2 separate regions of the Homo sapiens genome follow, and region 2 is linked to region 1. A link is a loop called in an ENCODE intact Hi-C map of the cell type or tissue named here. Cell type or tissue: CD4-positive, alpha-beta T cell. All regions are shown on one strand. Links, peaks and the distances in the headings refer to the core of each region. The heading gives the core; the rest is flanking DNA. Region 1 holds the start of GLI1 (GLI family zinc finger 1). Region 2 holds the start of DCTN2 (dynactin subunit 2).

Region 1 (2,901 bases), core at 267-2,766:
GCTGGCAGTGGCCAGTGGTCCCGCCCAGCCCCGGTAGGGGTCTCCCTGCGGCTGGCTCCCGCTGCCCCGGTGGTCCTGAGGTCAGAGGGTCAAGACAAGGTCTCCCCGGCTCCTCCTGAGCTCCTTGCCCACAGCCCTTGGGACTCAGGAGTCCAAATTGCATGGGGTCATTCTAGGGCCTTCACTAGACCTTGGACAGCCCCCCCCCGCCCCAGCCCCCTTCCAAGTCCAGAAGACACTCCTTTCCCCTAAAGCACAAGCATCCACTGGCACATCTGTCACAAGACAGGTCAAAGGTTCAAGCCTGGCTGGCCCCTAGTGGCTCTGTTGCCTCCCACACACCCGTCCCCACCCCACCTGGAGCTCCCTCCTTTGCAGTCCCCACCTTTCAGAAACACTGACATCTTCCTACCCCACGCGCAGACACACACCTGGGGTTACCTCTCTACAACGCAGACCTCCAGCTAGCCATCCCTCCAGCCTCTTAAACTTAACCGCATGAAAGTAAGATATTTCTAATATATGGGAGAGGCGGAGACAAAGACCCACGGTTCCCTGAGACAGAGATACACAGACTGACAGAAGAAAAAAAGGGAAGAAAAAGAAGATACAGAGAAAGACACAAGTGAAAAATCTGGAGTTTCTAATGTCTCACCCCAGGCTCTCCCACCCCTATTTTGCCTCTATGTCCCGGGTCTGGGATGAGTCCCTAAGAAGCTGAGCATCCCCTCAGGCCCCCTCCCCCACTGCTCCCAGGTGGTCCCCCGCCTGCCCCCCCTTCTCACCTCTGTCTGGGCGCTGGGCTCGGGATGCGCGGTCCAGGGCTGGAGTCTGGGCTGGGGGGTGTGCGGTGGGGAGGGGGGGCGGAGAGGGCCACGGCAGCGCAGCCTCGATGCCACCCCCACCCCCCCAACCTGGCCCCCAGCCCTCCCGCCGGCCCAGCCCGCCGGGCCGCAAGCCCGGACCACCCGCGAGAAGCGCAAACTTTTTTTTTCCCTTTTGCAAAAACTTTTTCTCTCTCCAGCCGCTGGCGCGCCGCCGCTCTTCCCGCTCGCCCCTCACCTCCCTTCTATTTCCCTCCCTCTTGCCGTTCTGGAGGATGAGGCGGGGTAGCTGGAAGCAAGAGAAGGGGTGCCGGGCTTATTGCACCCCCAGGACCCCCAGGATCCTCCCCCTCCCTTGAGGGACCCTATACTGCTTACGCCCCCCCCCCCGCCCCGGCTGAACACGCTGCTGTTGGTGAGTACTAAATCCCGGCTTGGATTTCTGGATCGGCTGGCCCCAAAGAGGCCCCGACAACCAGATTGAGGAAAATATTGCGGGGCAGGGGGAGAAGTTCAACCGAGAACGATAATAGTGGAGGTAGGGTAGTCGCCTTTGGTTGGTGCTAACTGAGCATTCTGCCATCCTGTGGTTTATCTGCAGGCCTCACCCTTTGGATGGAACTTGCAGCGGCCGGGACAGAGTTGCGGTTTGGGGCAAATCAAGTTGGGTTGGGGGCTCTGGAAGAAGGTGAGGAGTCTATGGAGCATAAAAGCAAGGAGCAGCGGCTGAGGCTCTGGGTGCAGGGTGTGGTTCACGAGGTCACCAAGGAGCCCTGGGACTGAAGCCCCTTTCCCTAGAACCCCGGCTCTACGTCTCGAAGTTCTGGAGGGTGCCGCCCCTCCGCACCACGTCACTGCAGGCTCTAGCTGCTCTTCCAGGCTTTCTGCTCCCTCTGCTGGCCGTTCTCACACATGACACCCGCTCGGAGTCGAAGCAGAAGAGCTGGGGAACTGAAGGAGGAGCCCAGTTGAAGGAGGAGCCCCTCACTAAAGCCCACTTAAAAGCCCAGGAGGTGGATATGTGAGCTCTGAGAAACGGAGAGGCAGAGGTTGCTATGCCCAGCGGTACTGCCTGACAGGGAAGTGCCCTGCCTCTTTAGATTTGCATTGCCATCGTGACCGGATATAAGGGAGGGGCAGCATTTCAGTCTCTGATTTTTATGAGAAAGAGGAGGAAGCATGACAAGGAAAAAGGGCACCCTCTCCCCTTTTTTTCAACCCCACAGGCAGACCTCCCACATCCTAGCTCTGCTTCCAAGAACCACCCCCTTGGGTGTGGAAGGTCAGTGGGTTAACTGTTCAGTCTGAGGGTCAAGGGGGAAAAGAAAAGGTGAAGGTAGGGGGAGATCTGGGACTTTGACCCAGGCTAGTTATCCCCAGAGGGTCAGAGACCCAGCTCAGTCAGACCAGACTAATGGGCACTGAAAAAAAGGCACCCCACACATGCTCCTGTCCCAGCCTCGAGCCCCTTCTTCCAGAGGAGCTATTTATGTATTTATGTATTTATTTATTTTTATTTGGGACGGGGCCTCACTATTTGCCCAGGCTGGAGTGCAGAGGCTATTCACAAGTGTGATCATAGCCTCGAACTCCTGGGTTTAAGCGGTCTTCCGGCCTTAGCCTCCTAAGTAGCTGGGACCACCGGTGCCCAGCAAGAAGAGCTCTCTTAGAACACCTTACTTTCTTCTCCCCACCCAGTTCTATAGACCAGTGAGTCTCAAACTTTTTGGTTTCCTCTATACTCTTAAAAGTCATTAGGTTAGGCACAGTGGCTCAGACCTGTAATCCCAGCACTTTGGGAGGCCAAGGCAGGCGGATCACCTCAAGTCAGGAGTCCGAGACCAGCCTGGCCAACATGGTGAAACCCCATCTCTACTAAAAATACAAAAAATAGCTGGGCATGGTGGCGCAGGCCTGTAGTCCCAGCTACTCAGGAGGCTGAGGCAGGAGAATCGCTTGAACCTGGGAGGTGGAGGTTGCAGTGAGCCGAGATTGTGCCACTGCACTCCAGCCTGGGCGACAGAGCGAGACTCCGTCTCAAAAAAAAAAAAATCATTGAGCTTTTGTTCATATGATT
Region 2 (2,901 bases), core at 263-2,762, 88 kb before region 1:
CCACCAAGAAGCTGGCCAAATTGATTTTTCTCCATGTCACAGGCCTCTGCTGGCCAACAGAGAGTTGGACTGCAGGAGTTGAGGTTCTAGGCAAAGAGGAAGGGCAGGGTGGATGGGAGAAGGAGGAGGAAAGGAAAGTTCTGCTCAGCAACTGTCTGGTGAGTGGTTAAGGTCACTTAAGACACTATGGGACAAAAGTAAGAGGCTGATAGCCTGGCCAGACAAGACCTAACTATTCAGAACTCAGGGGGTTTCCCACATTGGGGCTACACCTCTAACCTACCTTGAATCTTAAGGGAACTGAAAGAAAAGAGTCCAACATAAGGAATGGGACAGGAAAGCTGTAGGACTATGGAGAAAGGGATAGAGGCTTGGGGAGGAGCCAGGAGAAAGAAAGACAACGAGTTCCGAACTCAGGAACTCTCTAGTCACTTGGTTTGGCACAATTTCTAAGTGTTGCAGCATCCTGCAAGCTCAGGAAACATCCTGGGAAACATCCCATCCTTGGGTCCCCAGGGGCTCCAAGGTGGCATCTTTAGTAAAGGGGTTTCAAAATGCCAGTCCATGGAGGGTCACTGGTCAGAGACAAAAGTTCACTGAGTATGCCCTCACCTCCAAAAGAACAATGGTGAGTTTTTTTTTAATATAAAGATGGATTTGATAAGTTTCAAAGGACTATCTTTTATTCTGAGTGTGTCCTTCTTGCTTTTCTACCAAGTAATGATGGTGACAGTAAATAATAGGTTTTCTATTTGTAATATACTTACTTGATAAAATAAAAAGGCAAATCTTCAAGGTTTGTAGTTGTTTTAATTTTATTGAACGATGAAATTTAAAAGTCTGAGAACGGAAGGTAAGGTTGGTGAATAGGTACAAAAAATTAGAAAGTATAATAAGACCTACTATTTGATGGCACAATAGGGTGACTATAGTCAAGAATAACTCAACTGTACATTTTAAAATAACTTAAAGAGTAATTGGATTATTTGTAACTTAAAGGATAAATGCTTGAGAGGATGGATACCCTCTTCTCCATGATGTGCTTATTTCACATTGCATGCCTGTATCAAAATATCTCATGTGTCCCATAAATACATACACCTACTGTGTACCCACAAAATTGAAAAAATTGAAAAATAAATAAAAGTCTGAGAACTATTAACGAAGTAGTTAAGAGCCCAGAGAGTGTTCAGACAGACATGGAGACACCACTTACCTACTTATGAACTTCAGATAGAATTGCCAGATTTGAAAAACAAAAAACAAAAACAGGATGCCCAGTTAAATGTGAATTTCAGATACTTAATTTTTGGGGGGTTAGTATACCCACACACCACACACCACACACACACACCTACTTATTATCTGAAATTCAAATTATCTGAAAGCCCTTACTTGAGAAGATTGCCTAACTTTTTCATTCCTAACATACACTACGCGTTTACTAAATTTTACTTCTTGTTTTTATTTTGTTTTTATAATACACAGTATCAAGCAAACTTCTTGTTTTTGAAACCCCGGCTGTGTCACAGTATGACTACCTGTATCATTTAATCTAGTCATTTTATTCCTGGGAGCCCCAAACAGGAATTATAAATGTTCTTTCACTGACTTGCTGTAAAAGTGAGAGAAAAGGCTGTATGAAATAGCTCCCCAAGGTTCGTTATTGTCGCTCCCCGCCCAAGCTCCAGTACACCAAAACTACACATCCCACAATCCTAGGCGGCGTCCCCTGGCCATTACCTCATTCCCTGGCCTCGTTCTCCCCAATCCCGGCCTCTCCAGGGGTGTGGCAGCAGGGCTGTTCTCGCGACTTTTGCTTTACCCTTCTGCTGTGCTACTGCTGTCGCGAGACTTCCTGCTCATCTGCCGCTCCCTTTGCCGCCGCCTTAGCCCGGGACCCGAACCCAGCCTCTCCCCTACCCGAACACCGGCCCCGGCTCCACCGAGGCCCGGGTCCCCCAGCCCGTCTCGCCGCCGCCATGGCGGACCCTAAATACGCCGACCTTCCCGGCATTGTGAGTACAGGACCGGCCCCGGCTCCCCAGGACCGCGCCCCCGACCTCCCAAGGACCCCCAGCAGAAACCAGCCCGCGACCCCTCCCGCCTGCAGCCCATCCTCCGCCCAAGGGCTCCCGCCGCTCGTTCTCCGATCGGCCTCAGCACCCCCCGAACTCTTCTGACCCGACTGGGCCGGGCCGCCGGACGGCGCACCAGGCCCCCTTTCCGGCAGTCGCCGGTAGCTCGGCCCAGAAATCGACTCCGGGTACTGACCTCTTGTGCCTGAGTTTTTCCACCATCCGTGTCAACGCCTCCCATGTCCCCCCCAAATCTCTCCATAAGACCCCATCGCTACCCCAGACACACACACCAGACCACTTAACGATGGCCTTCATCCTGCCAAGGAAGAGGTTCTGCCATCTGGCAGAACCCTCTTGTGCCAGATGGGGAGCTCTATCCTTGAGGGAACCTATGCCCTCCCCCAGCCCCCACTCCCATGACAATCCTGGCGTGTACCTTCCTTTTGTGCTGCCCTGCCTGCTTCTCAAGGTGAGGGTTGGGACACAGGACCTTGAGTACTAAGGTCCTGAGTCACTCTCAATCCTTGTGCCAGGGTGGTGGTGTACGGGGCCTAATTGGAGGATAGCCTTCACCTTCTTTGGCAATAGTGATTGCCAAGGACCTGCCCGCCTCTAGATTTAGGGTAACATCGTTGCTATCACTTACACTCACCGTTTACTGTCAGGTCCCAATTGTTTCCGCTGTCATCCCTACCCCTTGAGACATGGGAACTGACATACTGTTGACTCACGGGGCAGGTGGAGGAGAAAGGACAGAACCCTGACATCACACCCCGCCTTCTCTGTTAGCTTATTCAAATGGAGTGGGGGAAGGGGTGTT

What was found. Hi-C counts contacts between places; a loop is a spot of excess contacts. Peaks named below come from ENCODE experiments on the same cell type or tissue, not always from the same donor. Only the 100,000 strongest peaks of a DNase experiment are listed, where the experiment ranks them.
Region 2: a loop joins it to region 1, with 4 times the contacts of the local background. A loop is called at or near these places in 7 of 110 quality-filtered maps.

The regions. Positions count from the first base shown.
Region 1 is chr12:57,458,086-57,460,986 of GRCh38, reverse strand. It overlaps GLI1 (GLI family zinc finger 1), which reads right to left and starts at 1,202. Exons shown (of 12, transcript NM_005269.3): 1 at 786-1,202. It overlaps LOC124902947 (a long non-coding RNA gene), which reads left to right. Exons shown (of 2, transcript XR_007063335.1): 2 at 1,426-2,901. RefSeq lists enhancers at 1,474-1,523, 1,534-1,613. In CD4-positive, alpha-beta T cell, for the core only: CTCF peaks have their summits at 1,559 and 1,759 (motif pointing left); DNase peaks (open chromatin) are centred at 436, 796, 1,266 and 1,716; H3K4me3 peaks cover 1,985 bases; H3K27ac peaks cover 1,269 bases.
Region 2 is chr12:57,546,145-57,549,045 of GRCh38, reverse strand. DCTN2 (dynactin subunit 2) reads left to right here and starts at 1,854. Exons shown (of 14, transcript NM_001261413.2): 1 at 1,854-2,018. The coding sequence starts at 1,983. RefSeq lists an enhancer at 1,586-1,725. In CD4-positive, alpha-beta T cell, for the core only: no CTCF peak of the experiment used is centred there; DNase peaks (open chromatin) are centred at 1,785 and 2,415; H3K4me3 peaks cover 1,447 bases; H3K27ac peaks cover 1,030 bases.